2 separate regions of the Homo sapiens genome follow, and region 2 is linked to region 1. The links are chromatin loops, found by intact Hi-C in ENCODE. Cell type or tissue: A673. All regions are shown on one strand. Each heading gives the region's core, and the rest is flanking DNA. Links, peaks and the distances in the headings are about the cores only.

Region 1 (16,277 bases), core at 3,296-11,295:
AATCAAATGGTTTTGAAGGTCAGTTCAAAATCACCACATATGTAGAATCTCTGTGAGAAACATGTACCATTTCCAAAGTGCCAGGAAATATGTACTATTTCCAAAACTTCCTTTCCCTACTTCATAGTTTATTATCAGTTCAGCAGTGTACTATATAAAAACAATAAAGTCATCTACTACAGCAATGATACTATTTTCAGCCAAAGTATAAGTTTAGTAAAATATTCCAAATTTTCCTATCAACCTATCCTTGTGTTATAGAACAAAATTAATTACAATGTATAATTCTAGAAGGAAGTACTACTTTAAGTGTGGGCAATGCATATAAAAATTAAAAACAATTGTTATTTTCCACTTCAAAATAAGTTATGTAAAGCCTTTGATGTTGTTGTGAAAGGAGGAGAAGTCACTCCATTCTTACATTTTAAAGAAAAGTGAATTGGAATGGGCATGATTAGAGCCAACTTTTAATATAATTCCATGTTTCTAAAATGCCCAAATTCTAGGAGCAACTATCATTCTCCTAAGGGGAAGGAAGTAAAGGTCCACTTTGCGTGACAAAGGTCAGATTTCTGCAGGCAAATGAGGTTTCTGTAGTTAACTGTTCCCGGGTTATCACTGTCTGGGGAAGGTCCTAAAAGGTCAAGAGAGGTTTCAAATTGTGCTCACTGCTTAAGGGACATCCTAGGGCTATCTCAATCAATGTAAGATCATTAGGACTTTTCTAACTCTGATTCCAGTTTTACTCTCGTAAATCTTGCTTGCTAATACATATTGCTGATGTAGATTTAAAAGAAACTAAAATAGTATCATACATAGATCAAACGATAGGATACACTCATTTAACAACTTCTTTTAACTCTAAGATTGAGTTCAATGAAATCCAAGCAGACAAGAGAGGTTTAGAATCTGGCTCTAATAACAAAGCGTCACTCTACAGTAGCTGGGCTGGTGTTTACACTCTATGATCAATGACACTCTTCCAGATTTCATTTAGTATGATGTAGCTTTACACAAGCTATCTTAAACAGTTTCCCCAATCATCACATATGTTTTATTATGGTAAAATTTTATTGTTCGCTTTGTTTGTAAATACTTTTGAGTCACTGAAATACAATAAACATTGAAGTAAAAATTATTTGACAACATTTCAGTGTTATTCTTTTAGTGCAAATATATGTCTAAATTTTCTCATAATGGAATTGGAAATACACCAAATGGATTATATTTATAAAAGCTGAGTGTTCCACCTATTTTGTAATTAATGAAGGGCATCTCTAAGTATTTTAGATAGAGTATAGAAAGCATCTGTATTTAATTACATCTTATTTTTCTTAAACAGACAATTGGAATTGAATTAAGGAATATTTTAAAACCTCTATAGAGATACTAAAGTATTAATGGCTGTTCAAGAACTTTATTGCTACGATGCTTGAAAATGTTTGGTTTTACAGATCAACAGCCAGACACTTCATAAATATCAGATTTTCAACATAAAAGGAAGAAACATGAAATACTGATCAAATACAGAAAAAATACCTCTAGAAAAGACCAGGGATTTTTCACTATTATTATATAGCACATAATAAGGCACAGAAAATGTCTTGCATATTTGTACAAATCTAAATAGGGTTTGTAACATATATATCCTGAGAAGGATTTCTTTTTAAATTGTGTTGTGGATTGAAAAAAATCTATGAGAATAAATTAACAGCTTGTTATTTATTCTTCACAGAGGAAAAACCTTAAGCTGTTCGCATGGCAACAGTGGGACACAAAGTATGGGTTTTTAGTACTTCTCCTTAAGTATTAAAAATATCAGATTTTCTCACTGGGTGCTTAATGTTCCCAAATGCCACTTCTTTTCAAAGTCAGTTATCAGTTCTGCAGTCAGTTTTCAATCTCCCAGTGGTAAGGATATATTCAAAGGCTCTGTGCTCAGCAGGATAGAAGTCTTTCTCTGTGAATGTAACTATATCACTCATCAGTAACCTCCTGCCATAAGGGGAATCCATATTTTTCTTTCCTTTTAGTAACTCCTTAGATTCTTGAATGCCATTCACTGCCCTAAGACCTGGGGTAGTATCTGCATAATCTCAGTAAATAGCTCCTACTCATGCTACTCACAAATAAATGTCAAGCCTGCAGATCAAAGTCCCCACATTCTAAAACTCCTGTCCTTTATGGATCACTTTTCATAAACTATACTCATGTTTTAGAAATAACATAGAGGCTCACATTTTGCTTTCTTTCATCCTAGAAAAGTTTATTTATAAGACACTCTGATTTGCAGATAATAGGGTGGAATTCTGATGCAATACATAAAACTCAATTATCCTTGCCTTTGCATAGCCTTCTATTAAGGTATTTTATAATACTTATCATCTTTTAGTAGAAATGCAAAAATATTTGGGCTATTTAAATTAAAAAGCCACAGGTTGTTTTGCAATAGTTAAACATCCTTTCCTAGTGCCTTCAATATATGCTAGATGGCGAATAATAAATTCTTATTCATAACTGATTTTATTTTAAAATCTTCATTATGCCACAGGTAAATTATATGACAAAAAATAGCTTCGGCATGTGTTTTTACAATCTATATTCATTTTAATTTCTCAAAATTGCTTGGGAAAATGAATATAATTATTTGAAATCATTTTCACTCTGCAGATTTCATATATAAAACAAATAAATCTATACTTCTTCAAGTAGATCTGAGTCAAATACAATAGACCAAGCTATCTTACATGAATATCTTTTCAGATCAGTTGTGGAGATAAACATTTTTAAATTTACTACTGTCTCTAAAGAACTATATTTGGCAAACAACGTTGAGATTTAGAATAGAATGTACACAAATGCTATTTATATGTATATCTAGTTAAACATTTATTATAGCAGTAAAAGCATATAAGACATTAAATATATACATATCAGAATGCTCAGAAAGGAGATGAAGATGGAACAGCAAATACAATCCTTAGAGCCACAGAACTGTTTACTAAATTCTAAATAAAAGCTTAATTGCGCTATTTCCCCTAACTTCATGAGATTATCAGATATAATTTCACTCTGAGTTCTATTATAATCCATGAGATATTAGGCTAGTCACTTACTCAGAAGGTAGCTTTGGCCTTACCTGCTTTCACCACAAAAACAATTAAAATTTAAGGTTTGTAAAATATTTATTGGAAAAATTAAACTTTATTATTCTCGTTTTTGTGGTAAATGGTTGAGGTACAGCAGAAAAACAGGACAATGAAAGATATTACAGAGGCCCTATCTAATGGAGAAGAGTTAGATTTTCCGAGATACGAAATTTTTATTTTTATTTATTCCTAGTAAGAAAATAATTTGGCTAAAGTTCAAATATGATAAACTTTTAAACTGAAAAAGAGATATTTTGATTATGTCATGAATCAACTGATGCAGAAATAAGTAGGGTATGTGTGTGCATTGTTTGCTTATGCTGGGGGCAGGGGTGGGGAGGTATATTATCTACGACTCAAATCCTTTGACTTTCTTCTAGAGGTGTGGCAAAATGAAACTTACAGGTGTGTTACAGAAGAGCAAACAGAGTTCCTGTTAAACCAACTTACCAGTTTTTCGAAGGGGGAAATCATCCTTTGCATCTTGTGCTCCTGGTAATGTGTACTTGTAGGATGGAGATGTTCCACTAAGGGGTGGAGAGCTTTGATCCAATGATGTGTGGTGGGCAGCCCTAGAAAAGACAAGGAAGTTTCACTATTTACTTGGTAGTTTTTACTGCATATTGGTCAGCAATAATCAGCTGCACACGCTGTACACGTGCCTCAGCTATGTTTATGCTCTTTCTCCTTAGTGTATACAAACCATAGCCTCACATAACCAAGTTCACTGTAGCAGTATGCTATGGAATGATGCAGGGATCCTAAGGATGTCCAGCATGTGTTTGGTCATACAGTCACATAGAAAGTTTGCTTCACTAAAATAATTTACCAAGAGTCTGAGCTTTTGACAATTTGAGATTACTGCCTATGTTCTCTTAAGAGCCACCCTAGGGGAAAAGTCATCATCTCAATCCTTTCTAGTCAACAGTATAAAACAATCAAGGTAATAGTAAACATACGCAAGGACTTCATTTTAAAAAATTGCTAGATAGTACATGTGAGTACATGAGAGTAGCCTTTTTTACTGAAAAGACAGGATTGTGCCAACGGACTCCCATCTCCTGACTTCTGGGGCAGTTTCAGTAGTAAAGAATGGGGATCACATTCTTTAATATGAAACCAATTTTTTTAAATGTTTTCTTTTTCCTGGGTGAATACAATCTAAGAGATGCAACTGTGCTGCTGGAGAATAGTTTATAGGACTGAATATTGACTATCTAGTAGATATAAATATCTATAATTACATATGTAATGAAAACAATGAACAGGACATAGTATCACCATCACAATGATTGTTCTACCAGTATTATTTATTTAAATCATATATTCTTAAGACTTTATTGGTTTAAGGATATTTCTTCTAGCTATAACTGGCAAAAATGGCATTAAATTCAGATTCTATAAATTAATCGTTTGTGGTTATCTGCAGTTGGACTCTACTGAAGTTCAATTTCATAAAAACAAGGTAAATACTGCTAAGTAACATGTGAGAGCTATGCTTAATATTACCTAAGAGAACAGCTAATGAACTTTAACCGACAAATTCTTTGCATGTAGCTGTTTCTCATTTAATGCTATTATCTTTTCTTAGAACAGACTTTAATTTTGAATTATGAATTAGCTATAAATTATGTGTGTAGTTTTAGGTAACAAAATCGTGTTTCTTTTTAAATCATTCGTGATATTGATTGAATATTTGAAATTGTTTTTCAGAGATTTGTTTTTCATGTCAACTGATATACATGACAGAAATTATGAAAATCATTAAAAAGTATTTATAAAACATTATGGTATCTGTCTGTTACCTGTTTTGGGATGCAGAGAAGGGCGGATACCTATAAAATAGCCTTATAAGTACATTAACTCTTTAAATAGAACTCCCAGGCTGCTTACAATATTAATATAACAGAGTAATCAAGTACTATTCCTATCTTTAATGGTGTGAGGGATTGAAAAATATATAAGTGTAAAAATATATGGTCATTTGGCAAACACTTCTAAGAAAGAAATGAAACTATTATCTATTAGTTTATTATCCATATATGATTTGCCTATCAGTTCTTTGCCCTGAGTTTTAAAATCACCACATCCTCTATATTTTATTGAAATATTTGTGTATTGGACTTACAGAAATACAGTTCTATAAAAACCACAATACCACAGTGTATTATGTTGTCAGGTTGTGTGTCAGGAGCCAAGCTATTATTTTGCTGTCTGGGAAGAAATGAAGTGAGGTGGGCAGGGGTAAACTATTCACTGAAGACTTAGAGTTATTTATTTAGCAACCTCTCAACTTCCCTTCCCTACCCTCCCTTATCTTCCTTTCTTCCTTCCTTTTTTCTTCATTTGAGACAAAATTCTACTAGATTTTTGAAAATAGCTCTGACCTCCATCTTACACCAAGTCAAGTGTAATAAAATCACAATCTGCTAAACCTTTTGAAATTACTATATAGATACCAAATGCACCAGTTGAGAATGGAAAAATGCAAAATACAAATTTCTTTGCCCACCTCACATTTGTCAGTTATTCATTCATCAAAGAACATATATACTTCCTTGCCCTCAAGTTGATAAATGCTACCATTTATTTAGCACTTCTCTCTGTTATGTACCTTACCATGTTATTTTATAGGACCGTGCCAGCAACCCTAGAGGGCATGCACTATTATTTTCCTCTTTTTATGGAGAAGGAAACTGATCCTTAGAGAACTGAAGGAACTTGCCCACAGCCAGACAGCTGAGAAATGGCAGGCTAAGGATGTGTACCCAGGTCGGCTAAATACAGAACCTGTGTTCTTTACCCCAGGAATGAAAACAGCCAAACACTGAACATACGTGTACCAGAGCTTGGGATGGCGGCTCACGGAATGATTTTTTCCATTAGTTGGAGTGTCTTTCGTTGCTGATTTACTCAGTAGGAACTCTTGAAGCTTCTGCTTTACTTCTGTACTTGCCACTGCCCCTGAAATACACACACACACACACACACACACACACACACATACACACACAGAAACAGATGTTGATGGTGAGTTTTGTCCTCTCATGCCTCTAGAATATTTGACAAAGATTAAGAAGTAAAATCGCTGGTCACAGCACATAAAGTTTTCCTATTAAAAGAAGAAACCACAGTCCAAATATGCTTTAGAAAATAGTACAGTAATGCTTTATAAATACTACTTAAATTGCAAATTTTCAAAAGACTTTCAGCTATTTCTTTAATTACTTTTGCAAAGAGGGAATTCCCAAAATCAACTTTTTTAAGTTTAAAAAATACTGCAGAGGAACAAAACACTGTATTTTAATAATCAAGTTATCTTGAGGGATTAGATCCATATTAAATCCCTTAAACACATTAAAATAATCTTTTCTGAGTTGCTAGTTTGAAAACCTTAGTTTTTAAAAAAACCCTTTGAGCATTAAACAAATAAATATTGCTGACAATTCCAGTTCAAGTCATCAAATTTTAAACTTTGCTACGACCTGATTTTGAACTGACCTAATACAGGGGAATTATTTGGATCTGTCTCCCTCTTGTGGATAGTTCTTTTGCATGTGTTATGTCTTAAATCTTCTCAAAGTTTGAGTATGCCAAAACTAAATGGAGGCAAGGCTTTACTTAGAGAGCAATTATTACTTGGCCAGGAGTAAGGAAGGCATAGTCAGGAGATGTGGATACAAGCTGATTATTAAACAAGATGGCATATATTAGACTGCTTTAGAATTACATTATTTTTAAGGTTCAAAACAACAGAAATCAGCACCTTTGCCAGATAATGTTACGTTTGCTTCTTGAGACGCTCTGCAGACTCAATGATGTGAGCTGGTATGTAAATGTCAAAACTTTACAGTTGGGTCTGTAATCTATGCTTTTAATTAAACACAGATAATTTTGACGAGTCTAACCGCACTCTTTATCAGGCTTTGTTCTGAATAATGATCAGCTAACGATGAGGAAAGAGAGTCCATCGTTTACCCTGGTGCCTCTTACTTTCTCGTCCTCTATCTTTGCCTCTGAGAGGAGGAAGCTGCTGTTCTCTGCGATGCCTCTCTACTTCCTGTTCTTGCCTCTGCTGCTCCAGTTTCTGCTCCTTTTCTAGGAGTTCTTGTTGCTGTTTTATGGCTAGAAGTTCCTGTTGCAACTTGCGAGAAGAGAAAGACATGAGAGTGTGCAATTTCTTTAGGCTTCATAGTCATCACTGACCAAAACTGAAATGTTATGAGCTTTTGGAACTTGTTTGTATTTAGTTCATATTTGTACCCACTTTTTCTGTAAATCATTGAAATCTAAGGACAAGCAACTAATGCAGTGAAGGTCTTAACGTCATCAACAGGCAAGTTTTAGGTAGCTCCATTATCTGTGCATCCCTATCAAAACTAACTGTTAAATTCACTCAGGTCTTCCCATTTCCTTTAATTAAATCTTTAGTTCCCTTAATGACTTTTCTTTGAACATACAAACAGGAAAAGGTAGGGACTGCCCAGAAGCCTATTTTACAAAGTCCCTCACATTATAAATGAACAACTGAAATCTTCCATTCTTAGCCTAAAAAATGGTGTAAAAATAATCAACGCAAATACAGAATGGTGAGATATTAAATTAATTTGGGGGAAGTTTACCTGAAGTAAACAAATGCTAAAAATTTCAAAATCTTACAGAGCAAGTTCTCAATAGACTAATGCAATGTATATATTCATAATATGTAGAATATATTATATACATATAGTCTCTCAAAATATCAAAATAGCAGAAGCTTTATTCTTTCATTCAGCACATAAAAGCTTTTAGATTAAAGACACTGGTCAAGAAGAAACCACTTCCACAAAACTTCATTTTAATGCACTATTGTTTAGCTTTCTGAATCCCTTGAATTCACTCTCAAACAATGAATGACATGAATATGATGCATTCTTGCACTCTTTTTTATTTTTATTTTTATTCTTGAGACAGGGTCTCACTCTGTTGCCCAGGCTGGATTGCAGTGGCACCATTATAGCTCACTGCAGCCTCAATCTCCTGGGCTCAAGCGATACTCCCACCTTAGCCTCTTAAGTTGCTAGGATTACAGGCATATACAACCACTCCTGGCTAATTTTTTAAAATTATCATTTTTAGTGGAGACAAAGTCTTGCCATGTTCCCCAGGCTAGTCTCAAACTCCTGGCCTCAAGTGATGCTCCAACCTTGGCCTCTCTAACTGCCGGGATTACGGGTGTGAGCCACCTTGCCCAGCCTGAAGCATTCTTTTTTAATAGCCATCTTGAGATGTCTATTTCCACTCAGACTGAGAAATATATATCTATGAACTATAGTAAATGTGCACACTGAGGAGTAACTAAAGACCTTGAGTTCTCCTTAGGTTCTGACATTAGTAGATATGAAATCCGGACAAGTTACTAAACTACTCGGAGCCATACTTCCTCATATGTAAGAGAGAGAATATCTCTCTTCAGCCGCATATTCATAACGTACATAAAATTTAGTTTTTAAGTTTGAACCCTACTGATTTTAATTATTATTATTATAGGTTGGGCATCCCTAATCTGAAAATCCAAAATCCTAAATGCTCCAGCATCTGAAATAGTTTGAGCACTGACATGATGCCACAAGTGGAGAATTCCATACCTGACCTCATGTGATGAGTTCCAGTCAAAATGCAGGCACACAGCACAAAGTTTAGTCAGCTTCACCATGGGAAAAAAGACCCTTCCAGCCCCCTTTCAGCTGCAATATATTTTTTTCACACACGCCCAGATTCCCCCACATAAGCACACCCACAAAAGATAACAAAATGGTGTGTGTGTGGGCAAGACATGCCAATGGCATGTTCCTCACATTCAGACTCAGCAACAACAGTGATGCCAAACAACCAGAGATTGTCCACATGGGTGGCTGAGACAATGACACCTTTCCTTTCTGATGGTTCAATGTACCCAAACTTTGTTTGAAGCACAAAACTATTGGAAATATTGTATAAAATTACCTTCAGGCTATGTGTATAAGGTGTATATGAAATATAAATGAATTTTATATTTTTGACTTGAGTCCCATCTCCAAGACTCTCATTATGTACAGATATGTAAATATTCCAAAATCCAGAAAAAAAAATCCAAAATCTGATATATTTCTGGTCCCGGGCATTTCAGATAAGGGATACCCAACATGTGTTTGTAACTTTCAATACTAATGAAATTAGTAAATTTTGTTTTTTACATTAGGTGCCTAAAACTCTTGATTTTACACCAAAAAGTAATAGAACAAAAATAAAAAGCTATTATATGGAATGGCATCAGAGTCACTCTGGAGCAACAGGAAGCTAACTCTGTATATCAACCATAATAGCCTTATTACTCCCAGAAGGACATAGTTAGAAGCATTTCTGGTTACTCTTCATATTAAAATCTTTGGTGTTTTGGCTTCAATACACTCCCTTAATGGGTGTTATTATTCCATTGTAATGAAATAATATTCCATGGTAGCAGAAGGAATGCTTAAATTCTGCCTTACTGTTAAATTCTATATAGATACTTGGGTTGGTCAAATTAATTTGGTGCTTCACCCAAAGCCCCAATGTATTTGAACTTTAATCTTTCATAGGAATCTAGAAAAGCACACAATTTAATTACCACTACTATTCATTATCAAAGATTGCATGAATGAGGTTTAAAACAATAGAAAGAAATAAAACTTTAGCCCTCTATTGCTAGATGTTCTGGCCCATGAGAGAGGCAGGGCAACTTAAGAGCTTTGGAGGCAGACAGGGCAAGACTGTAAATCTTGGAGCAACAATTTATTGGCTATGTAGCCTTGGAAAGGTATCATTATTTTTCTCTACCTCAGTTCACTAGGTGGAAAAATGGAATAACAGCATCTAACTCAACAAATGTTGATTATTACAGAAGCTAACGATTCAAAAAGCTAATATAAATAAAGCATCATGTAATGCATCTTTCTCATAAAAATAAAATCTTAATGAAAAGCATCAACTTTTAGCTTTATCCATAAAAAATACAAGACAAAACAAAATAAAAATTCTAAAAATCAAAAAACTTCCTAATCTGAAAAAGTAATATTAATTATGTCTTTGGTTTCTAAGAAAACAAATTATTATTTTGGAAAATCATTTTAAAAGCTAAATTTTCCTTTTAGCTATCTCATAATTCTTTTTTCTCACAGGAGCCACTTTTCCAATATTTTCCAGATGTCAATAAACCAACACTATTGTTTTGCTTGTGCCAAATGAACAATTAATTATCTACTTGCTACTATTACCTTTTGAGTAAAATTAAGCAATAAATTTCTTTCTAAACAATTTATATTAACTTTATAGCTATCAAAGGCAGCAATATAAATGAAAAGAAGTATCTAAAGCAGTAACTTATCAGTATTGCCCTGTATTTAGGGAAACATGTCTCACTTAAAGCAGCAAAATGAACTACACAGTCCCTTACATCTTAAAGTATGGTGAAAAATGTACATTTTACTCATTTCTCTTTGCCATCTTAACATGCTGGAAGGAAAGAAACAGATCTAGATATCAATGTTTCTATTATTGTTTCAAAGGTCAAATTTAAATAAAGCTTCAGTATTCATTCAAAAATAAGTCTAAAAACTAAAGAAAGGCTACCCATACTTCAAAATGTAGCCATGAGCTACTGATTCCATTTGGGACAAAAGAAAATACTCTCACTTTAAGGTATTTTGTACATCAATAATATACAAGAGTTCTTTTTGGAAAGTTCACTACTAAAAGAAATAAATATATTTTATATCACTTGTCAAAGAGCCTTTTTAGGAATATACGATAATAAAGTTCTTTTAGGATTAAGAAACATCTTGTAAACCAAGTAATATAGAGAAGAAGATAGCATTTTTACTTCCTTAGAAACTGTCATATTAATGTGGTAAAATTACATACTAGTAACATCAGTTATCTGTATCAACCCTCTATCAATGTGCTTGTACTTGATATGCAAGTAATAAAGTTCCTATAATACAAAACAATAAAGTATGAGATAACATAATTTATTACATTCACAAATTAGCAAGTGTTTGTCATCTTTGAAAGTTAGATATAAAAATAAAATTTTTGTTGTAAATCTTTGCTGCTTTTCTGTCACAATAAATTCAAATTAAATAGCCTTGTTTCAACTGTCTTTGTCAAGAAGTTGCAAGATGTTTTACAAATAAAGCTAAAGTAATATTTATCTCTGAAGATACAAAATTTAAAAAAACAGACACATCTAATATTATTAGATAATAAAATAAGTTATTATTAAAAATTCTGGAATATGGATATATTTGTGCTAAAATAATTTAAACAACTTTAGTCTCAAATTGTCAACTACTCCCAAATACTTTCAATAAATTCTTATCTACAGTCTATAAAAACATTTGCACCAGTTTCTCCATTTATAACTCCCTTAAGCTTTTTATTATACTATTATTTTGAATGTGTACATTATGAGATCTTTTCTATAAGGAAGAGTCGGACATACTCAGAACATCTACTTATACACCATGTTTGTTTTTTAAAAACAGCTCTCTTCATATAAGGTGACTAATTTATCCTTTCTCACAAATAGTACATGTAGACTCTTCAGAAATGAAATATGAAATGGGTCTTCTAGGCTCATGCTTCTTCTTGGTGGAGAGCAGATGGGGCAAATGAACAAAATCACGTAGGAGAGAATCTAAAATTAGGATAGGAAGTTACTATTCCCTGCTATTGATTCTATGTGCTAAAGGATAAAGAAGGTCCCTCTGAGAAGCAAAACAGGTTTTTAACAGGTACTTACCCAAAGTTTTCACTAGTAAAATCACAATTCCCTTCAAGCCATATATCCATGTCTTAATCACAGTGAATCTACCCGCAAAGTGTTCCCATGGGCACTGTTCATGCCCACCACGGTGCAGACTCCTGAGTAAGGTCACAGACAAAGAAGCATTTGCTACCTTGATATGCTCCTGAAGCTGAGCCTGGTGCTGCCGTGTCAAGTTCTCATGCTGTTTCTGAAACTCTGCTATCAGAAGCTGCTTCTGGATTTGTTGCTGCTGCTGGATAAGAAGTAATTCCTGCTGCAATTGCTTCTCACGGACAACAGGGTCCACCACGGGCATCATCATCCTGAGGTCTGTCCTTAGGTCTAAAGGTGAGATGGGCTCCAGGCCCACAGGAACTTCTGACTTCACATCCACTAAAGAACCAGAAAAAAAGGGAAATGGGGTGGGGGAGGGTAATAGAAGATTGGAAATTAGCACATTGATTTGGAAACAAATAAAAAGTATAAGACCCTGTACAACAAATTTTATGCCAATGACTCTAGCCATTTCTTTACAATGATGATATAAAGTCATTTGTACATTAGTTTTGATAAATGGGCCATAGGCTAATTTTCATTCAGCAATTTGCACTCTGCCATGAATCCTCCACAATTTCCTTTTACAAACAGGTGACTTCAATTGTTTACTGGTATCAGTCATTCATAAAACTTATTCTACTGAACCACTAACAAAAATCAAGTCAACGAGGACAAAAAAAAAAATGGAATTATGTTGAGGAAAAGATGCCCTAAGAGAGAACTTCCACCATGACTACATTTGTACACTTAAGAACATCTTCCTTTGTAATCAGCGTCAGAAGATATCTTCAACTTTACAAAGTAAAGGTTGTAATATAACGTATTTGCAGCACTATTGGATGTACCAAAGACAGAATAGACAACTGCATGCTAAAATGTGGAAAATGGTAATTAACCACAGCAATGGTGCCAGATCCAAACAACAAGGAGTGAAAGTAGCCAAGTTTCTAAGTCCTGATGTTGAATTGGTAATAATCTGTATCTCAGCTACCTCATTCCTAAAATAAACAAGGTGGAAAAAGTATGAGGAAACTTAAAACAAGTATTTAATCAAACCACTGGAGTAAAAAAGATTTGATGATCTGAGAATAACTACAGATGATAATATTTAAATTTATACAAATTAAATTAGATAATAGATATAAAATTCTTAGCAAAAACTCTTAGTAGATAAGAATGCTGCTTTCAGGGCCCGGCGCGGTGGCTCACGCCTGTAATCACAGCACTTTGGGAGGCCAAGGCAGGCAGATCACGAGGTCAGGAGATCGAGACCATCCTGGCCAACACGGTGAAACCCCTTCTCTACTAAAAATACAAAAAATTAGCCGGGTGTGGTGGCGGGTGCCTGTAGTCCCAGCTGAGGCAGGAGAATGGCGTGAACCTGGGAGGCGGAGCTTGCAGTGAGCCGAGATCTCGCTACTGCACTCCAGCCTGGGTGACAGAGCGAGACTGTCTCAAAAAAAAAAAAAAAAAAAAGAATGCTGCTTTCTAAAGGAATAGTTTAAGCAGGAAAACTCACAGACAGGATATCCAGGTGTACCATTTATTTATTGTTGGTGTCCATTCTGACATTTTGAATGACCAGCATCCATGCCAAACTGGTTGTTAAATATTTTGAGTATGACCCTTACCCACAAGAATCGGGAAAATTCTGTAGTTCAGTGTAAAAGGTTAAGCTAAAGACAACAGGAATTTTGGAGGGGAAACTGTGGCAAACTGGATTGCATGGCTTTTCAAAAGAGGCCAGTCACTACTCAGATAAAACCAACTATTTGTGGGAGTTGTGGGAGAAAAAGAAAATACAGATCCAGTGTAGACAGAAATAACTGTTAACTGAAAATTAAACTGAAAGATTTTTTAGGCTGCTGGAGGGCTCACTTTTTCGTCCAGGCTGTAGTGCAGTGGTGCAATCATAGCTCACTGCAGTCTAGAACTTCCTGGCTCAAGGGATCCTTCTGCCTCAGCCTCCCAAGTATCTGGGACTTTAGGTGCATATCACCATGACCAGCTAAATTTTTCTTTCTTTTTTTTTTTTTTATAGCTGGGGTCAGGGCAGTGGGAGCTGGGGTATTATCTTGCTATGTCGCGAAGGCTGGTCTTGAATTCCTGACCTCAAGTGATCCTCCTGCCTGAGCTCCCAAGTTCTGAGATTATAGGCATGAGTCACAGCACCAGGCTCTTCAAAAGCTTTAAATACTCCAGGAACCAAACAAAATGCTTCAGTCTTTACATGTACCAGTTTTCAAATTCTGTTCTATAATCTAAATGCTTATTTGACTCTTTCATGTGTGTAACATTGAAGATGTTATTAATTTCCCTAGGCCTCTGTTCCCTCATCCGTAACTTGGAGATAGTAACAGTAAGTACTAATAGCATGTAGCACAGCCCTTAACAGATGTTTGTTTTTGCTTTTTTATTATATGAAATGGAAATTTCTTATATATTAAAATAAACCATCAATAGTAAGTAGCTAACAAAACAAACATATTAGAAACAAATATAAAAATAAAATGGCACACAATTTCTACTAAACATTAGAAAATAAAAATACTAAAACATCTAGATCAAAACAAATAAAAGAATGCAACAACTGAAAATCACCTTCACTAGTAAAGAATTGCAAATTATGAATCAAAATAGAGCATCATTGATTATTATCATATATATGACCCACGTGTATACATATATGTGTACAATGCCCCATTGTATAGGCTAAGCGTATGACCAAAGAGACGATTATTTATGGCAAGTGGAGCTGTCAATTGGTACAAAACTTATGCAAAACCAATTTGGTAATACGTATCAAGAAGTGTTACATATTTCTACCATTTGATTCAGGTTTGCCAACTCTAGGATTATATCTCCAGGAGACAATACTGAATAGGGAAAAAAACAGTTCAATGTCGTATTATTTACTAGAGTTCTAGTATTGTTATTGAAATCACCAACTACAAGGAAATGTCTCAGCAAAATATGTCGCATCCATTTGGTAGAAAAGCTACGCATTCATTAAAAATAATGTTTGTGGGAACATTAAAAAAGTTGTCACATTAAGTGAAAAAAGTGATATTTACACTATGATAACCATTTAAAAAATATATATATATATAAGCAATGTAGTCAAAATAGATTTATCAAGCCTCTTAAAGTCCCAGGCTTCATTCTAGATGTTGGGGTTTGGTATTTTAAAGAAAGACAAAAATTCCAGCCCTTATCGAGCACATATTCTACCACGGTTTTTAAATCATATTAGTTTTTAAATTCTAATAGCAATGACTGGTGATGTAGAGAACAGAAGATGGCTGTATTTTAGACGGAAATATGAATGATTCTCCCTTTACTTTTCTGTATTTTTCCAAATTGCATCTAATGCTCTATTACTATAAGTAACTAACTTAAATTTGCAGATTCCAGTTTGGGAACTACAAAGTTAATTTTCCATGTGAATTTAAGAGTTATTTTCAGTGAGTAAAAAAAGGCTAACAGAAATCCTGTCTACAGATGTTAAGGCTTCATATACTTAAATGTCCTTGCTGGTCATCTGAGTTGAATGTCCATGTGCATGTGCCTGTGCCTGTGCATGCAGACTGATATCAATCTTGGGTTGCTTACATTGGTTATTTTGCCATGGATTGACCAGAAGTTTGCATTGATGGTACTTTATGTGTCACTTTAATGAAAATGGGAAAATAATTTATAAATGAACTATAGTTTGGTGGACATTGACTTCTCAAAGATGATATTTGTGAAAGGAAAGAAATTAATCATGACAAGTTCAGATGCAAATTAGAATGATGGCCTGTAAGATCTCTTAATTGTAGCACCCAATGTAGAACTTTTAGTCAAGGCTCTGGAGTAACATGAGATTTTGAATATTAACTAAAAGACTTGGCATAATTCCAACCAAAAGCAATGGCAGTTAATGATATATTTCATTTTTACATTAAAAAGGCCAAGCTATAGCCTTCAGCTTTTACATGGAAATCTCAAAAAACAAAGGTCAGAACTTAACCCTATAAAGACAAAATGTAAAAATTCAAGAGACCCTGGAGTCTCTTCTTGCTGGCATTCTTGTTATCCATGAACTACAAACATCAAACCTCTAAAAAAGCTTTTTTAAAAAGATAAGAAAAAAAGTCCTACAAGTCTCTGAAACAGTTATTGTAAACCTCAAAGGGTAATTTGACTTCTTAACCTGCTATCCCAACAGAAATGATTGCGTCTAACTGCTTGCCTTTGTTCAGAGACTAATCACTAAATTGTGA
Region 2 (16,277 bases), core at 3,462-11,461, 850 kb before region 1:
ATCAAACCACATGACAAGAAAAAAAGAAAGAAATGGAGAATTTATCAAACAACTTGAAAATCATCAATAATATGACAGGGAAAAAGCCTCCCATATCATTGTTAACTTTGAGTGTAAACGGATTAAATGCTCCACTTAAAAGATACAGATTGGGGAAATGAATTAAAAATTTTTAAAAAACCGTGATCCAACTACATCATGCCTACAAGAAACTCTCCTTACCCATAACACATATAGACTAACGGTAAAGGTGTGAAAGAAGATTTTCCACACAAATGAAAACCAAAAGTGAACAGGAGTCGTTATATTCATATCAAATAAAACAGATTTTAATCAAAACAATAAAAAAGACAAGGTAATTATATGACAAAAGTTTTATTTCACAAGAGGATATAACAATCCAAAATATGCATGCACCCAACTTCAGAACACCCACATTCCCAAAACAAATATTACTATACTAAGAAAGAGATAATATAAAAATACCACAATAGTGGGGGACTTTAACATCCCACTCACAGCACTAGACAGATCATTAAGACAGAAAATTTAAACTAGACTTTAAACAAAATGGACTTAACAGACATTTACAGAACATTCTACCCAACAAGTACAGAATATACATTCTCTTCATCAGCACACAGTACATTCTCCAAGATAGACTACATATTAGGCCACAAAACAAGACAACACATTAATAACAATTAAAATTATATCATGTATATTCTCAGACCACAGTGGAATAAAGCTAGAAATCAATACCAAGAGGAACTCAGGAAACCATACATATACATGAAATTAAATAGCATGTTCCTGTACAATTACTGGGTCAATGAGGAAATTAAGACAGAAATTAAATTTTTTTTTAAATTAATGAAAATTAAAAACTAGATCAATGAAGAAATTAAAATAAAAATTAAAAAATTGTTGAAACAAATGAAAATGAAAATACAACATACCAAAATCTGTGGGATATACAAAATGCAGTGCTAAAAGGAAAGTTTATAGCATTGAATGCCTACATCAAAAAATTAGAAAAATCACAAGTTATCAACCTAACATCACATATCAAAGAACTAGAAAAACAAGGGCAGACCAAACTTAAAGTTGGCAGAAGAAAAGAAATAAAGATCAGATCTGAGCTAAATGAAATATAGACCAAAAATACAAATGATCAATGAAATGAAGTTGACTTTTTGAAAAGATAAATAAAATTGATTAATCACTAGCTAGACTAACCAAAAAAAGAAAAAAGTAGAACACAATCATATATGAAAAAGGGGGCATTACAACCGAATAGTCACCACAGAAATACAAAAGATCAGAGGCTATCAGGAACTACCATACACTCACAAACTAGAAAACCTAGAGGAAATGGATAAATTCCTGGAAATACACCACCGCCTGAGAACAAACCAGCAAAAAATAGAATTCTTAAACACACCAATAATGAGTGACGAAACTGAATCAGTAATTTAAAAAATCAACTTAAAAACAAGCTCAGGACCAGATGCATTCACAGCCAATTTCTACCAAATATACAAAGAAGAACTAATACCAATCCTGCTGAAACTATTCTAAAAATTTAGAAGGGAATTCTCCCTAATTCATTATACAAGCCGGCATCACCCTGTTACCAAAACCAGACAAAACTACAAAAAAGAAAACTATTAACTAATATCCTGGAAGAACATGGATTCAAAATCCTCAACAGAGTATCAGCAAATCAAATACAATAGCATATCAAAATTATCATATACCATGATCAGGTAGGGTTTACCCCAGGAATCTAAGAATGATTCAACCTATGCAAATTACCAAATATGATACATCACATAAACAGAATAAAGGACAAAAAACCATATAGTCATCTCAACAGATGCATAAAAAGCATTCAATAAAATTCAGTATCCCTTCATAAGAATCCTCAACAAACTAGGCATAGAAGGAACATACCTCAACATAATAAAGGCCATATATGAAAACCCCACAGTGAACATCCTACTTAATGGGGAGAAGTTGAAAACATTCTAAGAACCGGAATAAAACAAGGATGCCCCATTTTACCACTTTTATTCAACATTATACTGGGAGTCCTAGCCAGAACAATTAAGCAAGAGAAAAAAAAGTATCTAAATTGGAAAAGAGGAAGTGAAATTACCTTGTTCACTGATGATATGATCTTACGTCTAGAAAATGCTAAATATTCCATCAAAAATGCCCTTAGATTTGATAAATGAATTTAGTATACTTTCAGGATACAAAAGTAATATATAGAAAACGGTAGAATTACTATACACCAATAACAATCTAGCCAAGGACAAAATCAAGAAGGCAATTTCATTTACAATACCAACAAAACAAAACAAAAATCTAGGAATATATTTAACCAAGGAGGTGAAAGACCTTCATAAGAAGAACTGCAAAACACTGATGAAAGGAATGATAGATGACACAAACAAGTGGGCAAATATCCCATGTTCATGGATTGAAAGAATCAATATCATTAAATTGACTATACTTCCCAAAGCTAGCTACAGGTTCAATGCAATCCCTATGAAATTACCATTATCATTTTTCACAGAATTATAAAAACAATCCTAAAATTCATATGAAAAGAGACCATGTAGCCAAAGCTATCCTAAGCAAAAAGAACAAAACTGAAGGCATCACACTACCTGACTTCAAACTATATTACCAGGCTATAGTAACCAAAACAGCATGACCCTGGTATAAAAATAGATGAATGGGACAGAATAGAGAACCCAGAAATGAAGCCACATACATACAATCAACTGAGTTTAAAGTTTACTAAAATATACACTGAGGGAATGACATTCTCTTTAATAAATGTTGCTGGGATGATTGGATAGCCATATGCAGAAGAATAAAGCTGAACTCATACCTCACACCATCTACAAAAAGTTTACTCAAAATGGATTAAAGACATAGTGTAAGTAAGACCTGAAATTATAAAAATTTTAGAAGAAAACCTAGGATTTTCCAACCTCCTCTGGGCATTGGCCTTGGCAAATAATTTATAATCAAATCCTCAAAAGCAAACACAAAAACAAAAATAGATCAATGGGGCTTAATTATACTAAAAAGCTTCTGCACAGCTAAAGTAACAGAGTAAACAAATAACCTAAAGAATAGGGAGCAAACTATGTATCTGACAAAGAGCTAACATCCAGAATCTATAAGGAACTCAGACAACTCAACAAGAATAAAACAACCCCATTATAAAGTGGGCAAGTGAAATGAACACACATTTTTCGAAAGATGACATACAAGCAGCCTTCGAACTTATTAAAAAAATGCTCAGCATCCTTAATCAGAGAAATACAAGTTAAAACCACAATAAGATACAATCTTACTCTAGTCAGAATGGCTATTATTAGAAAGTCTAAAAACAACAAATGTTGCCAAGGATGTGGAGGAAAAAAGGTAACACTTATATGCTACTAGTGGGAATGTAAATTAATACATTTCTGGAAAGCAGTGTGGAAATTTCCTGAAGAACCAAAAATAGAACTACCATTGGATCCAGCAATCCCACTACTGTGTATATACCCGGAAGGAAATCTTTATATCAAAAGGATAACTATACTTATATGTTTACTGCAGCACTATTCAAAATAGCAAAGATATGGAAGCGTCCATCAACAGATGATTGGATAAAGAAAAACTAGTATATATACCATGAAATACTACTCAGTCATAAACAGAATGAAATCATGTATTTTGCAGCAACATGGTTAGAACTGGGGCTATTAGTCTCAATGAGGTAACTCAGAAACAAAGTCAAATACTGCATTTTCTTACTCATAAGTGAGAGCTAAACAATGTTTCTCTTTTTGTCTCTGTATGTCCAATGTATACAATGTCTACATACAGAGTATAATAATAGACATTGAAGACTACAAAAGGTGGGAGGGTGGGAAGAGGATGAGGGTTGAAAAATTACCTGTTGGATTCAGTGGATTCAGTGTTCACTATTCAGGTGATTGGTACACTAAAAGCTCAGATTTCTCCATGACGCAGTACATACATGCAAGAAATCTGCACTTCTACTCCCTAAATACATAAAAGTTAAGAATTCTTTAAAATAATTTTAAATCAACTTGTCAATTTCTATGAAATGTCCTACTGACACTGAGTATGCATTAACTCTATAGATCATTTTGGTGAGAACTGAAATATTTAACATATTGAGTCTTTTAAACAATGAACATGGGATATATCTCCCTTGCCTAAGTCTCTTAAAAATTCCTTCAATAATATCATTTTATGTATGGAGGTTTGGTATAACTTTTCTTTGATGTATTCCTAGGAATTTGATATTTTTGATTCTATTATAAATTGTATCAATTATAAAATTTTTAAGTAGGTTGTCAGAAAAACAATTATAATTGCTTTGCATATTTGTGCTACATGAAGTAACCATGCAAAATTCAATAATTCTAATGTTTTATATAATTTTTTTAAATTTTCAATTTTTTACATACCATCATATCATTTGCAAATAACGAAAATGTTTTTCTTCCTTTTTAAATCACTCTTTTTTTTTGCCATATTACACTGGCAAAGAACTCCAGTATAATGTTGAATAGATATAATTTTAATAAATATCCTTACCTTGTTCCCAACATCACAATGGGAGCTTTTAATATTTTATCATGAAGTATTAAATTTCCTGCATGTTTCTATAGATATTCTTTATCTCACTAAGGAGGTCAAATCATAATTCTACTTTGCTAAGAACTGTGTTTTTAACCATGGATGGGTGTTGAATTTTATCAAATACTGCTTACCTGCTTGGGTGAGGTTATATGGTTTTTCTCCTTTTGTTGTTAACGTGGCTCATTACATTAAATAATTTGTTTAGTATGTTAAATTAACCATATATTCTTAAACTTCTATTGGTTTTGAGTTCCTTTCAATATATTCTTGGGTTCTATTTATTAATATTTTGCCAGCCCTCCAATTTTTATTTTTTGTACTCTCCATAATAGGCTGTGGTATCAATATAATGCTACTCTCACAAAACACATTGAAAAAATCTTCAATATTCTACTCTCTAGATTGGAAAATTAAACACACATCCCTCTATTCAGATGTTTTGCTTCTCATGGCCATATTAGTAAGTTGTGTTTTTCAAGCACATTGTTAATTATATTTAAGTTTATTAATGTAAAGGTTATAACAGCTTTTTACTACCTTTTTAATAGCTGAAGGAACCAAACTGATGTTCCATTTATTATTCCTGATATTAGCCATTTGTGCCTTTTTATCACTATTACTAGAGGTCTGACTCTTTTATTACTATTCTCAGATAAAAATAATTTTTTGACTGTTGATTCTTTTTACAGTATTTATTTCTATTTCATTAATCTTTGCTTTTTTTTCACTTTTGTTCTTTGATTTTGTGCTTAATATGTTATTCTAATGTTAGCTTTTTCAAATGGATAGTTAGGTTACTGATATTCAGTCTTTTTGAATATTGACATTTAAAGCATTAAAATTTTCTCAAGTCAGGATTTCTTAACCTAGTCACTATTGACATTTGGGGACAGGCAAGTCTTTGTGGTAAGGAATTATGTATACTGCAGTACGTTTAGCGGCATCCTTGGCTTCTATTCACTAGATGGCAGTTGTACCCCCTCCCTCCATTGTGACAACCAAAACCATCTACAGACATTACCGCATGTTCCCTTGCAGGCAAAAGTCACCCAGATGAGAACCACTGTTCTAATCAGATTTGGTTCTGTCCCACAAGTATGATGTATTTTCATTATCAATCAGTTCAAATTACTTTCTAATTTCCAATATGATATCTTATTTGGCATGTGTGTTATTAAATATATAACACTAATTTTCAAACATTGAATTTTAAAATTTTTGTAATGATATTCTAATTTCATTCCACTCAAATCAGAAAATACATTGCATTTGAATTCAGCCCTTTGAGCTTTACTTAGACGGTGTATTACTCTGCTCTCAAACTGCTATAAAGAACCGCCTAAGACTGGGTAATTTATAAAGAAAAGAGGTTTAATTGACTCAGTTCCAGGAAGGCTTAACAGGAAGCTGACAAGGAAGCCTCAGGAAACTTACAATTATGGTGGGAGGTGAAGAGGAAGCAAACACCTTCACAAGGTGGCAGGAGAGAGAGAGAATGCCAGCAAGGGGGCAAGTGCCACACACTTTTAGACCATCAGATCTCGTGAGAACCCACTTTCACAAAAACAGCATGGTTAAAACCCACCCCCATGACCTAATCACCGCCCACCAGGTCACTCCCCCAACATTGGGAATTACAATTCAACATGAGATTTGGGTGGGAACACAAAGCAAAAACATATCAGATGGCTCTATATTTTGTTAAGTTCTCCATGTGCACTTTTTAAAAAATGTATATTTTGGCAATTATTTAATCAAACGTTCTATATATGTCAATTAGAATTTGTTAATTGTGTTCAAATTTTCTATAGATAGCCTTACTGATTTCCAAAAAGCTCATTCTGTTGGCTTCTAATATTAGTGTTACATTTCCAACTATAATTATGAATCTGTCTCTTTCGATTGTTTAAGGATGTTAAGTTCATATTAATATAGAATTGTTATGTTTTCCTCTTGCTTGTCTCATTTATTTTAATGTAGTGATGTTCTTAATCCTGGTATTCTCTTAAACTCTATTTAACCTGATATTAGAAAAGCTATATCATCTTTCTGTTATTTATGGTTTTTATATATTATGTCTGTATATTTAAGTATGTCTCCTGAAAGCAACATGTTTTTTATTCCTATCTGAAAATATCTAACTGATGTGTTCAGTCCATTTATATTTAATGTAATTTCTGATATATATAAATTTAAACCTACATTTCAATATTTACTTTCTATTTGCCCTTTTACTAATTTTTTCTTTTCATCTCCTTTCCTGATTTCTTTTAAAATAATCAACACTTTTCCAATTTTCCCCTTTATTAGGCGTTTAATGTTACATTATTTTATTTTTATTTAGTAGTTGTTCTAGAGATGTCAACACATATCTTGGAATTATCGCAATCTCTTTTATATTTTAAGTATTTCTAGAACAGATAAGGAATTAACCAAATTTCAATGTGTGCTCCCTTTTGTGTTATTATTGTCATTTATTTTAATGCCAAATATGCTTAAAGCTCAAAAGATTATTTTAAAACCAAAACAACCTATTTATCATTTAACATTTTCAAGGCTTTTTATTGCCTTATTACCAAGCTGCTATATAAAAATCCATGCATATCACTACTAAAAAATAGTACTAAAACTGTTGTCATAGTAGTCATTATCTGATATATGTCAACTCAAATACAATCGATGACCCTCACTTTCTATAATAAAGTCCAAATGCTCTAGCCTGACATTCGTTGTCTTTCTACTAAACTAATTTCCAACCTTATCAACTTTCTTAGCAAAAATCTTTGAGTTCACTGAAATTATCTTGATCACCCAAATATATGTAACTGATACATTGACCAAGAAGGACTCATGAGATGTAATTTTCAAATCTTTATTTCTGTTTCCCATTAATAATTGAAACTTTATTTCATGATGGTCACCTTGGATGAAAACCTAGGTACGTCCTATGGTCATTTTTTTTTTTACATGTACACAGTATAAATTCAGGAGTGTGAATATGAGAATAGTATATTAATCTACAATCAATCTTCATGGAAAGCTGAGAATTCTTTGCCATCTCCCAGACAGGAACTTCTGGTAGCTATTGCATGCTGTAGGAGAAGGGTTGGCGGGAGGCAGTGCAACTGGCTTTCTCATGTCTTTCTGTACACACTTCCCTCACTCCTAGCTGCTATTTTGGACACCTTCTGGACAGAGATTGGGAGTGGCATAAAGGATATTTAAAGTTGACCTCTTCCTTCAAGGGCCACTTTCACGGGTTCTGTGAAGACCCCAATGACTAATGATCTCACCTGCAGGCTTCCTGACCATTTTACTCTACAGTGATCCTCAGCCCCACAGAACTCCCTCTCCATCTTCAGGATCCCCTCTAGGTGGCCCTATTGGACAAGTTCTAAGATGGCCTATAATGCACTATCTCTGGTCCTCAGGAAGCACTCATTTATTCTATGCCTGTACAAAATCTAAAAGTGCAGCCCATTCACAACACAGTAAGCACACTCCCCACACCACCACCAAGTCGCTGGCTGGCCTTCTCTGCCTTAGATATTTTCCCAGCAGGAGTCAGATAGCAATGTAACTAACTACAGGAGGCCCAGAATGCTCAGAAATCCCACTAAAACCCTCTCTCGTCTTGACAGGAAGAGGATCTTACCTCCTACCTTACACCTTTAGTTCTCTCTAAAGAAATCCTCATCACCAACTTCCCTATGCTTCAACTGCCTTATGTATATAAGATGTGTAAGGTATGTAACAAGTTTCTGATAAGTCGTTTGTAACTTGCCTATGGTGTAGCACTTTCCTTGGAATCAGCTTTGATTGTATCTAGTGTTTAAGCGGAAACTTTCAACATTTGGTAATATACATTTAGCCCTTGTTCATTACCAAGCTTTTTGAAATACACTTTCAGAAAGAACATTTCAGTTTCTTTCAAAAGAAACTGTTTCCCAATCCATATTCTATCCATATTTACAAGTTGTAATTATAGTTTTCGTTTAAATGCAACACCAGGATTTAAAGAATCTTTGAAAAAATGCTAAACACTTGCAGTTTATCAATTTCTAATCACTAAAAAAATGTATTTCACTATTTTTCTAGAAACATCACAGCTTGGCGGCTATTTTGGTTCTTAAATGTAAAATGGTTGGACACAAACCTTGTTTGAACAAAATTTAGAATCTTCACAGTTCACCCAATCCAAATGCATATGATACTATATAACTAGAACAAGTTCTGACTATCGATTTAGAAATCCGTTTATCAGGTTTTCTTCCTCTGATGCTAATTAAAAAAAAAAACAGAACAAGCATCTTCACTGGGCTGCAATTGAAATTACCATGTACACATGTTTCTGTCTTTTTCAGCATGTTTTATATGATTTTTATGTAATTTAAAGAGAAAAAAACAGTCAGAATGAATTAGTCTCAATCCACTATGAATAGCTGTGTATCACTAACTATAGTATTTGACCTCCCTATACACACCTGTTCCCTAATTTGTAAAGTGGGAAACACCAAACCCACCTCGCAGAGTTAATAATGAAATGATTAACAGATGTAAAGTGCTTAAAAAGACCCCTAGCAACAGAAGGCGCTAAATAAAAGTTAGCGTTTCTTCTCTCAGTTCTCTTTTTATTCTCACTCCTGCCTTCAATTACCCCCAAAGTGATTTTATATACATGACTTTGAAATCACCTGAGGAAAAGCAGTTTGGGGGAAAAAAAGGCATTTCCTTTAAAAGTACCCTCATTTTTCCCTTCCATGATCATCTTGTTCCACACTGTGAAGTTTCTTCACTACCCTTTAGGCACTTTATATTTATTAGAAGCATTAGCTTCCCTTTAATTTGTCTAATCTCTAGAACTGAATTTTAATAGCAACTTCCTTAACATGACTAGGAACTTTTAACAGGAACTGAATTTTCCTGTGAAAAAGAAACTTGGTCTTATATTTACTTCTTTTGTTCCCTAATATTCCACAAAGTCCCTTTCCAAAATAGAAACTCACTGAAGATTTATTTATTGTCTCTTCTGGTGAAGATTAAAAACTTTCAAGATTGGTGGGGCAAGGTCTTAGTGGCCCTCAACATTAGTAATTAGGAGGTGCTTATTCTAGGAATTGTGAGAACTGTAAAAACATAGTGATGTAAATAGTGAGCAATTAGTATGGTTACCAATTTTAACCAACTGCAATAGGGGAGTGTTTTGGGAAGTCAAAAGGAACCCACATGGGCTCTGATAAGAGGATAGCTTTCAAAATCATACTTCATAAGGCTAGCCTGTATGAGATTAGCTCAAGGTAGAAAAACCTCGAATGGATATCATTTAAATTACTATCTTCATAATGAGTAAAAATACCACCTTAGTCCATTCTGTGCTGCTATAAAACAACACCCAAGACTGGGTAATTTACAAAAAAACAAGAATTTATATTCTCACAGTTCAGGAGTCCGAGATCAGGGCCCTGGTAGATTCGATTCCGTTGTCTTGTGAGGGCTGTTCTCTGCTTTAAAGATGGTGCCTTACTGCCGCATTCTCTAGAAGGAAGAACACCACATCCGCAGAAGGGAAAGCTAGCTGAACCCTGCATGATGCCACTTTAATAAGGGCCTTAATTTGGGGAGGAGCCCTCATGACCTAATCGCCTCTTAAGGGCCCTACCTCTTAATACTATCACATTGGCAACACCTGAATTTCACAGCGGCCACACTCAAACCGTAGCAAATATTCTTCTTGTTGTAGGTTGCTGTTGCAGGTTGCATTCACTGGAAAGTAGACTCTGTGACAGATACTAGAATGCAGGAGGATTATTAGTGGGTTGTATTAGTCCATTTTCACACTGCTGTAAAGATACTACCTGAAACTGAGTAATTTATAAACAAAAGAAGTTTAATTGACTCACAGTTCAGCATTGCTGGGGAGGCCTCAGGAAATCATGGCAAAAGGCAAAGAGGAAGCAGGGACCTTCACATGGTAGCAGGAGAGAGAGCACAGAGGAAACTGCCATTTTAAACCATCAGATCTTGTAAGAACTCCCTCACTATCACGAGAACAGCAGGGGTAAAACTGCCTCCGTGATCTAATCACCTCCCACCAGTTCCCTCCTTTGACAACTAGAGATTTACAATTTAAGATGAGATTTGGGTGGGACACAAAGCCAAACTATATCAGGAGTCCTTTGAAATCAAAATTTAGGGAAGAAGATTTGAGAAGAGACGGGTTAGCTGTAATTCAGTCTCAATGAAGACCTCAGCTAGGAACTCTGAAGCTAAAATGACCTTCAGACTTGTCCTGAGTTAGAATAAAGACATCAGCCTTATCCCTCATGTTGATCTGTCACTGGAAACAGGGTGTCCTGGGAAGGAGACACGGCCTTAGAAGAGGTTGCTCTCTTGACCCTAAGTAATTTCTAAGGGTTTTCAGCTGAGGGCTGTCTACCAGCAGCACTCTTAGCGTTAAAGGTAGGAAGCCCATTGTTCTTGTTCTTAAGGGAGGAACTGGGTCCACCACACCTAGGAATGCTGACTCTATTTTAAATAGCATGTTAATGCCTATTTGAATAATGACCAACTTATATGGAGCAACTAGCAAGTGCCAGAACATTGTTAGGTACTGAAGTTCAAAATGAAACAAGACAGGCCGGGCACAGTGGCTCATGCCTGTAATCCCAGCACTTTGGGAGGCCGAGGTGGGCGGATCACAAGGTCAGGAGATCGAGACCATCCTGGCTAACACAGTGAAACCCCGTCTCTATTAAAAATACAAAAAAAAAAAAAAAAAATTAGCCAGGCGTGGTCGTGTATGCCTGTAGTCCCAGCTGCTGGGGAGGCTAAGGCAGGAGAATGGCGTGAACCCGGGAGGCGGAGCTTGCAGTGAGCGGAGATTGCACGACTGCACTCCAGCCTGGGCGACAGAGCGAGACTCTGTCTCAAAAAAAAAAAAAAAAAAAAGAAAAAAGAAACAAGACAGTTCTGGCTCTTGAAAACCTAGTATATGAAATTTTTAAAATATTAAATATACACTATGGGAATATTGTAATATTGTAATATATTCATCTATATGTGAGTCCACATGCCCACTTTGTGGGCCTTGTATAGACCATCTTCTAAAAACAGTTGGACAAACTAGAGCCTATGGGCCAAATCTGGCCTGCCACATATATTTACAAGTCAAGTTTTATGGGAACAATCATTTCCACTCATATATGTATTGTCTATGGCTGCTTTTTCTCTACAAGGGCAGAGTTAGGTATTTCCAAGAGAAAGCACATGGAATGCAAAGTCAAAATATTTACTATCTGGTCTTTCACAGAAAATGTTTGCTGTTTGCTCTGAGATTTATAGTAATATGATATTATGACAGGTCTACAAAGTATACATGATAGTAATCTGGGATTTATAATTTTATTTTTTAAGAATATATTGTCCACACATTGGAGAATATGTTATCTTTGATTATTAATCACATCCTACTTCCTTATTGCATAATGCTTATACCATAAAGAAATTTTCTTTTAAATATCTTTCATGTGTCCCTTTGCATCATCATCATCATCATCATAATGCAAACTAAAAAAAGAACACATTTTGAACATAACTCTAGATAAATTTAGTCAATGGCTTGAAATATGAATTAATGGTTCGATTCCACCGTGGATGAAAATATTGTGTGGTATCCCACAGTGTTTTATATGTATTATATTATTTTCAGCATTTTTATCAGGAATTTGGACTAAAACCAAAAGCATGTTTATCCAGTACGTGTATAATACAAAGCTGTGTAGCAGTAGTTACTATATTGGATGATAGAGACAGTATTCAAAAAGATTGAAAAATATTGGAAAGATGGGCCAAAACTAACAAAGTGAAATGTAACAGGGCTAATTATGAAGTTCTATATTTGGGTTAAAAAATCAAGCCACAAATGTACAAATGCAGGATGGGAGAACACATGATGAAACAGCAGTAAAAGATGACGGAGTTTTAGGGTTATAGTTAACTGAAAGCTTAATTGTGAACCAACCCTTTGATGTGGATATGAAAATCACTCATATAATCTTAGCATGTGCTTCAATATAATTATGCATTCTGTTCAGACCAAGGTGGCTAATTGCATTGCATACTGCATTGGTCAGAAGCCATCTGGAATGATGCATTCAGTTTCAGAAGCTATGTTGTAATAGAGATCTTGACAAATGTAGTGGATGTTTGACAGTTTTTTTTCCTACCATAGATATCAGATACCTGCTTTCTCAGACCCTTGGAGCTAGATGCAGGCATAAAGCTAGGGTCTAATCAGCAGCACCTGCAGTATGAGCCAGAGATGCAAAGTAGCAGAGAATACTTGGAATTCATTCTAGTGAGGATAAAATCAGGGCTATAGATCCAATTTCTCGAAGCACTGGAGTTAAGTCAAGCACTGAATGTTGTCGGCAGTGAAAGTCATTGTGTTTGTGGAGAAGTGATGTCTTCTAGATCAGTTCTGAGTGTAATTTTATACACTGTTTCTGGCTATATATAAGGCATTATAAGGGATGGTAATCCAGACGACCTCCAGGGGCTTTCTCAACTCTAAATTTCTCGATTTGCTGTTTTTAAATGGCTTACTCTTTACAGCCTGAGAAATGTATGGGAGTATACACAGAAAGGTTATAATGCCAAGAACAAAGAAAAAATTAATGAAAGTGGATTAGGGAAGGGAAGTGGCTACAGCCTGCCTCTGTTAAATGGCTGATATCAAGTCCTTATTCTATAAGAGAAAATAAATTCAGGTTCTTAAATAGCTTGCTAATAAAATATTTCATAGGAAAGACCATGTATTATAAGCAATAGAGAGACAGGATGATTCGGCATTAAAAAAACCAAGTATATAACGTAGAAGCAGTGGCGTTTATGCTATTTGTATCATAAAATGTAATATGCCTGATGAAATTCCCTATAGAATATAAGTGGAAAATGTGCTTGTTTGAATTTTTTTCCATTTTATTTGCGCTTAATATTTATATTTTATTACTCTGTTCTATTACCCATAGTGCATTACCTGGTATTCTTTCCCTATGCAATCAATGGTTTCTGAATGGCAGAGTGCATTATGAAGAGAACATGGGCTTTGGAGTCAGGCTAGGACTGAGTTCAAGTCCCAGGCCTTCGTAACTAAGTCTATGATTGTGACTTTTGGAAATTTACTCTAGCATCCTGGGCCTGTATTTTCTGATCTGTAAAATAACAAAGAATGTATCTCACAATGTTGTCCTGAAGTATACGTAAGTTGCAGCATAGAAATGTGCACTGGTAATATTAGATCTCACACCCAGCTTTATATTTTTTTGTTACTGTCTTCATTTTCTTTGCTTGCCCAAAGAAGATGAGAATCCAATAAACTTTGGATAAAATAATTTTTTTTTGAAAATTTGTGTTCCCATTCAGCTATCTCATCCCCAAAACCCATGCCATCCCCACCCTACCCCACCCCGAAAATGACTTCCCTACTTTGAGTAATTTCTGTGATAATATTCTATCTGGAATTGTACAGAAACCAGTTACTGATTTCTAAAATTATAGTTTTATAAAGCTTATCTCATAAAGGAAGGTGCAAGAGTCCATGGTTTTTGGATATAATAAATGTGTGAGGAATGAACAGAAAAGTGGTAAATATCATATTAAGTGCTTCATAACTCAACCATAAAAGTTCTTATTTCTAGGATTAGCACTAAAATAACAGAATCTGGTTTTTGAAAGGTTTGTATGAAAACAATTGTTGATAGGAGGGAAAAAATGTATTTAAGTAAGTATTGTGTTCCTTAGATTATCATAAGGCATGTTGTCACAGAATTAGATTGTCACTATTTAAAAGACTGGAAAATGATATTTCTAGAAATAAGATTAACATATATATTACTTAAATTTTGAAACTTCAAACCCTTCTAAGAGACATAAATGAGAAATAAAGCTATATTTCTTAACAGAAAAAATATTTTAAAGATATCACTGCTCTCTAAATTATTTCATAATCACAATATGATACTAAGTTTCAATTGTAACAAATATACTACACGAATGCAAAATGTTAATAATAGGAGAAACTGTGTTTTATTGTGACTATTGTTGTCAAGTTCATCTGGAAAATATCCTAAAAGAATCAGGAAAATATTAAAAACTAATGAGGGAGTCTAGCTGTACAAGTAGAAATATAAAAGGAACTTGAAATGATTCGTTATAAAAAATACAATAATTTAATAAATATGAAGGAACAATATGATTCATAATTATATAAACACAAATGAAAATTAAATAAAATATGCTTTCTCACCCATGGGAATGGCAAAAATAGATGTGGGAAAATTGATATTATCAATTGCTACAAAATTAGGAGGGTAATTTGGCAATATTTACTGACATTTAAAATGTGCATGCCTTTGGCCTAATAATTCTACAGATAGAAATTTTTGCTGTGGATACAACAACAAAAAACAAGGACAACACAAAAATTTTAGAATTCATCAATATTTGGCAAATACTACTCAATTTTTTAAAATAATGAGATATATATCTATGTGCCAATATAGATCTCCAAGCAATGTTATCAAAATAAATCACTATGAAAATTGTGTAAATAAAAGGAGTATAGGTATGCACATATATAAGTGCACATATAAATATGCACGTATGGCCAGGTGCAGTGGCTCACACCTGTAATCCTAGCACTTTGGGAGGCGGGGGCGGGTGGATCACGAGGTCAGGAGTTCGAGACCAGCCTGACCAACATGGTGAAACCCCGTCTTTACTAAAAATACAAAAATTAGCCAGGCATGGTGGTGCGTGCCTGTAATCCCAGCTACTCAGGAGGCTGAGGCTGGAGAATCACTTGAACCCAGGAGGAGGAGGTTGCAGTGAGCCAAGATCAGACCACTGCACTCCAGCCTGGGTGACAGAGCAAGACTCCATTTCTAAATAAATAAATAAATAAATATGCACATATATTTATGTTAGTAAACAGATAATGTTCTACAAGGAAGTATAAGAACATTGCAACAATAGGAAGTAGAGTTGTAAGTCTAAGGGGAACATACTTCAATTTAATTTCTTTTTATAATGAATGCATCTTTTATCCTGTGCATTTATTACTTTTTTATTAATATATTTTATTTTTAGGGAAATGTTAGGGCATAACCATCCATGAAATGCAATATCTTTCCATTTATTTAGGTCTTCTTTGAACCTCTTCGTTAGAGTTTTATAGTTCTCTTCATATAGGTTTTGCACATATTTTATTAGCTTTACACCAATTCAGGTTTTTTGGTGGCAATATTGGTGCTAAGATAATGTTAACATAAATGAAACAAATTCTAATTGTTAATTGCTGATATGTAAGAATGCAATTGACATGCATATTAATCTTGTATTCTAGTACTTTGCTATAATTACTTATTAGTTCTAGGAGGTTTTATGTCCACTCTTTGGGATTTTTTTTTTTTTTTTTTTTTTTTTTTTTGAGATGGAGTCTCGCTCTGTCACCCAGGCTGGAGTGCAATGGCACAATCTCAGCTCACTGTAACTTCCACCTCCCAGGTTCAAGCGATTCTCCTGCCTCAGCCTCC

What was found. A loop is a pair of places that touch in the nucleus more often than their neighbours do. Peaks named below come from ENCODE experiments on the same cell type or tissue, not always from the same donor. Only the 100,000 strongest peaks of a DNase experiment are listed, where the experiment ranks them.
Region 2: it touches region 1 in a loop (8-fold over the local background); 9 of 110 quality-filtered maps call a loop at or near these places.

Annotation. Positions count from the first base shown.
Region 1 is chr7:18,581,352-18,597,628 of GRCh38, reverse strand. HDAC9 (histone deacetylase 9) reads right to left here. Exons shown (of 26, transcript NM_178425.4): 3 at 12,107-12,348; 4 at 7,143-7,293; 5 at 5,987-6,113; 6 at 3,600-3,721. Among named protein-coding and RNA genes, the nearest start is that of HDAC9, 94 kb to the right of the region's middle. In A673, for the core only: a CTCF peak has its summit at 6,683 (motif pointing left); a DNase peak (open chromatin) is centred at 6,688; H3K27ac peaks cover 858 bases.
Region 2 is chr7:19,434,150-19,450,426 of GRCh38, reverse strand. No RefSeq gene overlaps it. Among named protein-coding and RNA genes, the nearest start is that of MIR3146, 260 kb to the left of the region's middle. In A673, for the core only: a CTCF peak has its summit at 8,048 (motif pointing right); a DNase peak (open chromatin) is centred at 8,076.